Linked DNA regions of Mus musculus: region 2 is linked to region 1. A link is a loop called in an ENCODE intact Hi-C map of the cell type or tissue named here. Cell type or tissue: heart. All regions are shown on one strand.

Region 1 (5,000 bases):
TCTGTCTTTTTCATTGTAGGACAGCTTATTCTGTGTGGTGGCAGCATTTGGGTGTTTCTACTATTGAATCGTTGGGAAGTGTGACTTCAAGGAACCTTAACTTTTTTATATTGTTAAATTTCCTGACCAAATAAAAACAAGTTGGCACTTTGGTACCTAAAATCTGTTAAGTTGTATATGTTTAAATGGCTTGATTTTATTATGTTATCTCTGCCCTTTCTACATTTGGAAAATATAGAGAAAAAGGGGAAAATTCATTTTAATATGTCAGATGACTAGATACTTGGGTATATTTTCTATTCATTGTTCCTTATAAGATGTAAAAAAATATTTATAAAATAAATTGTGTGTTTTCACCCCTTATGTCATGAATAGTTTTTATGACTTTCATAATAGCTGCATTTATATCATTAGGTTATACCATTTGAATTTTGACCTTTCCTTATCAAGGGGCTAATTTCAAATTTTGCACCATTATAAAAACTTACTTTCTTTGTACTGTTGCTTTCGTTTCTTCTGGCCTGTTATTTGTGCTCAGCTATTGGCTGACTACCCTATGGTTTACACAGCTCACTGCTTAAAGGTATATCCCTTTTGTTTAGTGACAGGGTCTGAGAAATTTCAAGTGTACATGAAAGTAGAGCAAGGAGTTTCAGCCAGGTGGTGCTGTCACACGCCTTTAATCCCAGCACCCAAGAGGCAGAAGCAGGTGGATCTCTGTGAATTATACATTAGCCTGCTCTATACAGAGACACCCTGTCTAGAAAATAACCACCACCATAAAAAGATTCCTAGGTTTCTATGTTAGCTACAGTCTAAACTACTACCTTTGTGATGCCCATCTTCCCCAGAGAGGCCCTTGGTGTCTCCTCCAGCTACGAAGTCCTTTTTTGGGGGCATTTTATCTGCCAAGTCCAAATACCTATTTGAACTTAAGTGTGTGTGCTAGCTTTTAATCATTTTTCTCCTTAGAAGCACCTCAGCAGATGCACAAGTTCACCCATCCTCTTTCCTCTCAGTTATCTTCAAGTAAAAAATGCAAACAAATACATAAAAGTCTACCCCCACCCCCCCCATCTTTCTCCTGTAGAGTTTTCTTCCCACTTGCCTTACAGCTACAGAATTGCACAGGGTGTGGCGGCTAATGACCGCACTCTAGAGTCTGAGGCAGGAGGTCCACTGCAAATTCAAGGCCGGCATGGGACAAATAGTAAGGTCCAGGCCAGTCTCGGCAACAGTAAAGGCCATGTCTGATAGTTACTTTTAATTCCCCTCAAAAAGTCTGGAGAGAGAGTTCAGTGGTTAAGAGTTAAAAGCACTTACTGTTCAATTAAGACTAGAATTAGCCCGGCAGTGGTGGTGCACGCCTTTAATCCCAGCACTGGGGAGGCACAGGCAGGTGGATTTCTGAGTTCGAGGCCAGCCTGGTCTACAGAGTGAGTTCCAGGACAGCCAGGGCTACACAGAGAAACCCTGTCTCGAAAAAACGAAAAAAAAAAAAACAAAAAACAAAAAACAAAAAACCAAAAAACCAAAAAAAACAAAACCCACTAGAGTTCAGGTCCCAGCACCCAGGTATTCACAAAGGCCCGTTAACTCTAGCTCCAAGACATGTCACCCCATTTATGGCCTCCGTGGACACACAAAATCTTAGAAGTGTGTTGTGTGTGTGTGTGTGTGGGGGGGGGGGACTCGGCCAAACAAAATCCCCCAAAAGCTCACCGTAGGAAGTTCGTTCCCTAGACTACAGCCTCCTTGTCTGTGCATTTTTGCCCTCGCCTCTACTCCTGCTCCACTACTTCCCGGGTCGATTTCTAGGCTCGTTTTCTGATGAGTCAACCCAGGTCCGAATAACTGGCAGACAGAGGATGAGCTCAGACCCGAGCTCGCCTGACCGAGCCGGCGGGCTCGAAGTCCTCGGGGAGGTCGGACATCGGAGCCCCAGCCCTGCGGAGAAGGCGAGGGGCAGCGGGCGCAGGGGACGCCGGGAGACCGGCGGCAGGAGGCGCCACACATCCGGAATTCCGAGCCCGCCGACCCCGCGCCTGCCTCCAGCGCTTCGGCTCAGTCACCCCACGCGCCCGGCCCCTCTGGAAGCGGAACTACTCTGTCAGGTTGTGGTTTTCAGGAATGCGGAGGTGGCATTGACAAGAGGGCGGGCGGGAGGCGGGACTTCCGGTCCGCAGTCCGGTCAGATGTTTCCCGGGCGTCTCCCCGCAACCCATTTGACTTCGCTAGTCGGTGACGCGGCGCGGGGAAGGGATCCGAGGGGGACCGGAGCCTGGAGGAGTTGAGGTAAGGAAACTCCGGGTAGTGGGTGCTTTGCGAGGACAAAGGCGGGCTGGGAGCGTGAGGGGGCTGCGACTGAAGAGTGGGCCAGTGACAGCTAGGGAAAGTGTGAAGCAGGAGGCTACTGTGACCGAGGTACAATGACAGCCAAGAGGACTGTGACCCAGGGGTGGCCGCTTGTGAGGGGTCTGTGACCCCCGGAGCAGTAAATGCGAGGGACTCTGACCTCGGAGAGCACGAGGCAGAGGCTGCGACGGGACCATGACCGAGTAAGTATGCAGCAGTGACTACCCGGGGACTGACTGATCGATGGATAGTGACTGAGGGGATTGATCCGAGGGACCATGAAGCAGCGGCTGCGAGGGCGCGCTCACCGACAAGCAGCGACTTTGAGGGCTGACTTGGAGGAGAATGTAAGATCAGGAATTGGGGGTGGTGCTTTGCACTTGTGTTTGTGTACAAAGTGTGAGTGAATGAGCGAGGGACCCACCCGGCACAGGTCTTACGAAGAAACCGCACTGGTGTGAGACCAGACCAGAGTTTGAATTTTACGGGCAAACTTCCGTGGGTGAGAAACTTAGTTCACCACTGAGCTAGTGTCTTCGTCAGTAAGCGGAAAGTTCAGAGTTGGATTATGCCACCCAACTCTGAGTCCCAGTTTACTATTGGGCTGTGAAGACAGTTTAGTTGGATGGCAACTAACTAAATACAGACAACTGGTCTACAATAGAAATCCCCGCTGTGTTCACATAGTAAGGATTTATAAAATAGGTTTCAGGTGTGTTTGCAATGATGCTATAAAGTTAGCTTCCTACATCTTACTACGTATGCAGTAAACGAGCTAAAGTTTGAAAACTGGGTGTGGTGATACACAACTAGAATTCAGACACCCAGGAGGCTGAGACAAGTATTTTCAGTTGGGCTTAAAAATTTTGGTGGACTTAAAGTGTTTTGGTTTTGTTTCTTTGCTCTTGCTTGTGAGTTTGTTTCTTCAAGTCAAGGTGTCTCTATGTAGCCCTGGTTGTCCTGGAACTCCCTCTGTAGACCGGGCTGGCCTTGAACTCAGAGATCTGCCTATTTCTGCCTCACCAGTGCTGGCTCTGAGGCATTAATACAGGATCTCACTATGTATAGCCACTGACCTGGAACCATCTAGACCAGGGTGGCCTTGAACTCACAGAGACTCCTGGCCTCTGCCTCAAGATTAAAGGTGCATGCCACCATGTCTAGCTTTTTGCTGTTGTTGCTTTTTTAGTTTGAGAAGTAGTGGGTTTGGATTATTTGAGGTTTTTCTTTCTGTAATGATTCTATGATTAAGGAACTGCAGAGAAGTAAGTGTAGAGTGAGTTAGGAACTGGGACCTGTGCTGGCCACAGGCTCCAACAGATGGCCTTAACTGGAGAAAGCTATTTGACCGTAATCAAGATAGCTAGTTATGATTGAGGACTAAAACACAATTTTTGTTGGGAGAGCCAAAAGCTATATTGAAATAGGGATGGTGATAGTTATAGAAGCAATAAGGATATAGGCGTTTGTTGTGGAGAAACTGCCAGGAATAGGCATTGAGGAAGGAGAAACTTTGAGGATAACACAGTTTAAGAGCAAAACTGCAAACCCAGAAAACAGTTTGCTAAGAATAAAATAGAAGTAGGGAGAGATAGATCTTCATATTCTATTCAATCTTTATGGTTGGAGAGTCTACAAGTAAATAGGATTGCTATTAAAAAGGTATTGGGTCAGGTGTGGTACCAAATGTCTTTTATTCCAGCACTTGGGAGGTACAGATAGGGATATCTCTGAGCTCAAGGCCAGCCTCAACTGCAAGTGGAGTATCAGGACAGCCAGGATTGCATAGAAAGACTTTGTCTAAAAAAAATTAAAAAAAAAAAGATACTGGGATAGGGCATGGTAGAACATACCTTTAAAGACCAGCCTGCTCTCCATAGTAAGCTTCAGGACAGTCAGGAGAGAGAGAGAGAGAGAGAGAGAGAGAGAGAGAGAGAGAGAGAGAGAGAGAGAGAGAGAGAGAGAATGAATGAGAATGAATATCTCAAAACAAAACAATGGTAACAGGAATTTGAAAGCTAGCTGTGGTTGTATATATCCTATCATTTGAGAAGTTGAGGCTGGAGGATGGTGAATCCTAGGTTAGCCTGGGCTGTTTTAACTTCACTACAGTGTATTAATCTGGTTACCTACCTAATAGCCACCCTTCTCACTGTACACTTTACAATAGGGAATGAAGAGTCAGAAAGGTTCTTAAGTGGAAATTGCTGAGGGTTTGGAGGACTATTCTGGCCTGACCAGTTACACCTTTAGGACTAATGCTTATGTACTTGACACATATTTTACACAACCAGAAGGAACTAGAAGAGAACCTGCTTCAACTTCACTTCTCTAGGGAATTGGCTAGTTTTTCGCTTGTGCTTGTTTGTTTTTGTTTTTAATTTGGGGTTTAAACCAAGGCTGATTTGCCGATTTCTTTCAAAGCAAGCTAGCAAAATGGCTGGGTATGATGGTACAGGCTTGTACGTTCAGCAGCTGGGTGGTAAAGGCATGAGGATCACAAGTTCACGGCCATCCTTGAACTCTTTCCTTGGCTGCATAGAGAGTTTGAGGCCAGCCTCAGTGAGAACCAGTATGGTGACTTTATTGAGAGAGAATGAGCTTATGATTTCTCCTTGTATAAATATGGAGAGTTTGTCGTTCTT
Region 2 (5,000 bases), 180 kb after region 1:
TTTTATCTTGTCAGGTTATCACTGTGTAGACCAGGTTGACCTTGAAAACAAATTCTCTGCTTCCCAAGTGCTGGGATTAAAGGCGTGTGTCACTAGCTCTGACACTGGCTACTTTGGAACTACTATGGTGTTCACAAATGCAGAGTTGAGTGTTGGGATTAAATGGAAATTTCATGTCTTTTTTTTTAACTTTCCCTTCTACACAGGGCTTCTCTGTGTAGTCCTGGCTGTCCTTGTAGCTCTAGACTAGGCTGAATTCAAACTCAGATCCACCCACCTAAGTGCTGAGATTAAAGGCATGTGCCACCACTGCCCAGTTCTGAATTGTTGGGGTTTTTTTTTTGTTGTTATTCTTAATTTTAGTTCGATGAATTAAAATCGAAATAACTTGTTTCTTAGAAAAATAAGGTGTAATTGGGTTATAAAGCCAAATTTAGACATTAATACCAACAGCCTGTTTAGGCTCAAAATTGTTCAATCATTTTATTAGTATTATTATTAATCATATCAACTTGAGACCTGTTTGGGAAAGCAGAATATTTTAGGGATAGCTATTTCAGACAAGCATTAATGTGTTAGCTGTTTTTTTCCCCCTAGAATATGATTAAAATTGGCTCAGGGTGGGGCCTTCTAGTTCTGGCTCTAGCGATTGGGTCTGTTTCTGGTGAGGTGGTAGTGATAAACTGTAACAGAAGGGACAAGAGATTGGGCTTCTGAGAACATGTATGATCTGGTATGTGACTTTAATCATTAAAGCATGGGGATTCAAAAATACTAATGAATAGGCCTTAGAACTAGTCCTGAGTGTTTTGTAAAATAACAGTCTTAATTCTCCTAGTTTCTGGATTTTTTTCTTTGTCTTTGGATACTAAGTTTAAGCATTTATTTGGACAGAGTGGTGCCCACTAGCTGTTCTATTCTAGTACTTGGGAGGCAAGAGGCAGAACGAACATGGCCAGCTTGGACAACTTAAGAAAACTGAAAGGCTTGCCATCCTAGTTTTTCTTTTGATTAAACACACTTATATTCTAACTAGTTTTCTCTATCCTTTGGGTTTTGTTTTGTTTTTTATTTGTTTTGTAGCTCTAGCTGGCTGGCTTCGGAATTGCCTGCCTCCCAAGTGCTAGGATTAAAGGCATCACAGTCACTACCCAATTGATATCATGATTCTTAATTCAACTTCTAAGAACAAATTATCACACTCTGAATCTAACATGGAATAGCATTATCCATGTTCAGATATCTTTGTCTCAAGGCTCAGGTTTATCCTTTGTAGCTTTCTTTTTGCTATCCCACCTCTATTCAGCATCCAGTCAAGGATCACTGAGTTGGTTATCAGTAAATTAAACATTTTAATTAATGTCTAGGAGACAGGTTATGGTATAGTTCTCAGTGCTGGGAAGTTGACATGGTAGGATCTCAGTTCATGGCCAGCCAGAACTTTCTGGTGAGATCCTGGTTCAAGCACTACAGAGCTTTTCTAGAAAAGTAACTATATTTAGGAGTAAGTTTGATATAATGACAATCCCATCGTAAGCCTTCAGTAACCTGATGCATTGGTCTCTGTTTTAATATCAGGTACTCCCTTGTAGCAGCTGAGAATGATGGATCAAGCCAGATCAGCATTCTCTAACTTGGTAAGGTACTTTCATCTATCTGAAAAAATGTTCAGTAAAAAACAAAACAAAAACATGACTTCACCCAGTGAGTACAAGATGATACCCCCAATTTTTTTTTTTTTTATTATATGTATGTACACTGTAGCTGTCTTCAGACACACCAGAAGAGGGCGTCAGATCTCATCAGATGGTTGTGAGCCACCATGTGGTTGCTGGGACTTGAACACTGGACCTTTGGAAAAGCAGTTGGGTACTCTTACCCACTGAGCTATCACACCAGCCCCAATACCCCAAATTTTGACCAGCCTTTTTTTTTTTTTTTTTTTTTTTTTTAAATCTGAACTAATGGTATTAAGGTGAAACAGATTGCACAAAAGAGGTACTAGGTTTTTCTTTGAGGCAAGGTCTTTCTATATTGCCTCAGGTTGACCTTAAACTCCAACTTCCTTTTTTTCCCCAAGTGCTGGAGATTGTAGACAGATATATACAACACCCCAAAACAAATATGTTTAGTTTCGATTAAGATTCATTATGTGGGGCTAGAGGGATGACTTAGAGGTTAAGAACACTGCCTGCTCTTCCAGAGGTCCTGAGTTCAATTCCCAGCAACCACGTGGTGGCTCACAACCATCTGTAATGGGATCCGATGCCCTCTTTCTGGTGTGTTTGAAGACAGCTACAGTGTCCTCATACATAAAAAAAATAAACAAACAGATCTTTTAAAAAAAAAGGTACAGTGTACTTATACATTATATAAATGAATGATTCTTTAAAAAATTAATTATGGGAAATACTTATGAAGAATAGGGTAGCTTTGGCTGTTTTGGAAACGTTATATAACAAGGTAGAACTAAAATGTATGCCAGTAATCCCAGAGGAATCATTAGCCAGTCAGGGCTAGTCTGAGCAATGTGGCAAGATAAACCCATCTCTTTAAAAAAAAAAAAAAGTATTATAAATAGAAATGTTATAGGAAACAGGAAATAGAAACCCTCGAAAGGCTGAATGAAAGAGTATTAGTGGGCTGGAGAGATGGTTCAGCGGTTAAGAGCACTATCTCCTGAGTTCAGTTCCCAGTGACCACATGGTGGCTCACAGCCATCTGTAATGAGATCTGACGCCCTCTTCTGGGGTGTCTGAAGACAGCGACAGTGTACTCACATAAAATAAATACATAAAGACTGTTAGTTAGCCTTCATCTACCATTTACAGAACTGGGCACAGAAAGGAGTTCATCAGTTATAAAGGGTAACTTTCCATATGAATGTTTGTCATATTATTATGCATATAGTATAATGACCAAACTACTGTAATGTCTTAATATTTGTATCTCTTTTCTCTTTTTTAAAAATATCAGTTTGGTGGGGAACCATTGTCATACACCCGGTTTAGCCTTGCTCGGCAAGTAGATGGAGATAACAGTCATGTGGAGATGAAACTGGCTGCAGATGAAGAAGAAAATGCCGACAATAACATGAAGGCTAGTGTCAGAAAACCCAAGAGGTTTAATGGAAGACTCTGCTTTGCAGCTATTGCACTAGTCATTTTCTTCTTGATTGGTAAGAATGAGTGGCCATTCAGAAGGATTTCTTATGACTAACTAGTTCTTAGACTAGCTAGTTCTTAGACTAGCTAGTTCTTGTTTCTTTTGGATGAGGAGATGCTTTGTACTTTAAATGGCACTGGGGCTCCCTACCTGCCGGCAGATTAGGTCCTGCAAGATGGGAAACGTTTACATTATGGATGTTTTATTAGAGATATGCAGGACATTTGGAATAGTACTAAGAAAGGCTTCCAGTAAGACAAGGTGTGCACCCATGTCTTAAACAGGTCACTGTAAAATATGACTTAGTTGTGGTAATTTAAATTCCATTAAACTCAGGTTCATAATTTTCTATTAGATTCTCATAGTTTAATTAAAAGTTTTCAGGGATAAGTTAAAAATGAGTTCTGTGAGTTTAGCTCTAAAACTTCCTGTTTTTAGGATTCATGAGTGGCTACCTGGGCTATTGTAAGCGTGTAGAACAAAAAGAGGAGTGTGTGAAACTGGCTGAAACGGAGGAGACAGACAAGTCAGAAACCATGGAAACAGAGGATGTTCCTACATCATCTCGCTTATATTGGGCAGACCTCAAAACACTGTTGTCAGAGAAGTTGAACTCCATAGAGTTTGCTGACACCATCAAGTAAGCTCAACTTCCCAAGTTCAGTCCTGATGGAAACGTTTTTGTTGGGGGGGTAGGGAGACTTGAAAGGCTTTCAGAGGGTCCTCCTGACAATGTGGAACTATGCTGACAGGAAATTAGGACTTACCTGGAGAGCCTCATAGCCTCCTTTTTCTTCAGAATCGTTTTATCAGTTGTAGTTTAGTGTGGGATGTCAGATTTTCTTCTGTTCTAATATTCCTTTTAAAAATTTTTTAAAATTAAAATTACTTTTTATGTATTATGAGTATAGCCTGCATATATGAATGAATGTGCATTACTAATTACACTTATCTCCTAGTGCCTACATAAGCCTTATAGATGGTTGTGAGCCAGCATGTGGGTGCTGGAATCCAAAATGGTTCTTGCAAGACCAAATATGTTACATCCCAGAGCCATTACAATCCTCTAGCTCTCTTTAAAGATTTTGATTTGTATTTGTGTGTGCCACTGCAGTACCTCTTGGATTCACCAATAGTGTTTACAGTGTTTGATCTTGCTTCTCCAGATCTCCTAGATGGTGTTGTTTATCATTCCCCTAAAACTCCTATACAGATATATAAGGATGGGGCTTTTTTTTTTTAATTTTTAAAAAAGATTTGTTTATTATTATATGTAAGTACACTGTAGCTGTCTTCAGACACTCCAGAAGAGGGCATCAGATCTCATTACAGATGGTTGTGAGCTACCATGTGGTCACTGGGATTTGAACTCAGGACCTTCAGAAGAGCAGTCAGTGCTCTTAACTGATAAGTTAATAATAAGTTAACTGATAAGGTAATAAAGGTCCCCTATGAAAAGGGTTCAGACCCAAAGAGTCAGAGATCCACAGGTTGAGAACCTCCTGCCCTAAATCTTGTTGCTCTCCTTATTCAAGACCACTCCTGTTGCAGTTGCTCTTAAGCATGAGTATGCTCCCTTCTGAAAGTCTCCATAGCAGCCATCTCTCCAGCCCCAGAGTGAGGCTTTTAAAGGAATCTTCATGATAAATAGAATTTTTAAAAAAGTAACTGAAGTTACTTAAGGTGTTAAGGTACATTTTATTCCCTCAGTAACTGGTTAATCTAGCAGTTTTGAGTCATACTTCATTTATCTTGACTTTGAAGAGTAAGATATTAAAACAATTTGCTTGATCCTTGAAGTAAGTATTTAAATAGACATTTTAATGCAGACTTTT

What was found. A loop is a pair of places that touch in the nucleus more often than their neighbours do. Peaks named below come from ENCODE experiments on the same cell type or tissue, not always from the same donor. Only the 100,000 strongest peaks of a DNase experiment are listed, where the experiment ranks them.
Region 2: a loop joins it to region 1, with 3 times the contacts of the local background. A loop is called at or near these places in 1 of 42 quality-filtered maps.

Annotation. Positions count from the first base shown.
Region 1 is chr16:32,428,737-32,433,736 of GRCm38, forward strand. It overlaps Tctex1d2 (Tctex1 domain containing 2), which reads left to right. Exons shown (of 5, transcript NM_025329.4): 5 at 20-363. The coding sequence ends at 67. Pcyt1a (phosphate cytidylyltransferase 1, choline, alpha isoform) reads left to right here and starts at 2,185. Exons shown (of 9, transcript NM_009981.4): 1 at 2,185-2,295. In heart, a CTCF peak has its summit at 2,019; a DNase peak (open chromatin) is centred at 2,145; H3K4me3 peaks cover 2,569 bases; H3K27ac peaks cover 2,030 bases.
Region 2 is chr16:32,611,590-32,616,589 of GRCm38, forward strand. It overlaps Tfrc (transferrin receptor), which reads left to right. Exons shown (of 19, transcript NM_011638.4): 2 at 1,579-1,637; 3 at 2,977-3,178; 4 at 3,604-3,805. The coding sequence starts at 1,602. Among named protein-coding and RNA genes, the nearest start is that of Tfrc, 5.2 kb to the left of the region's middle. In heart, CTCF peaks have their summits at 1,751 (motif pointing right) and 2,751 (motif pointing left); no DNase peak of the experiment used is centred here; H3K4me3 peaks cover 360 bases.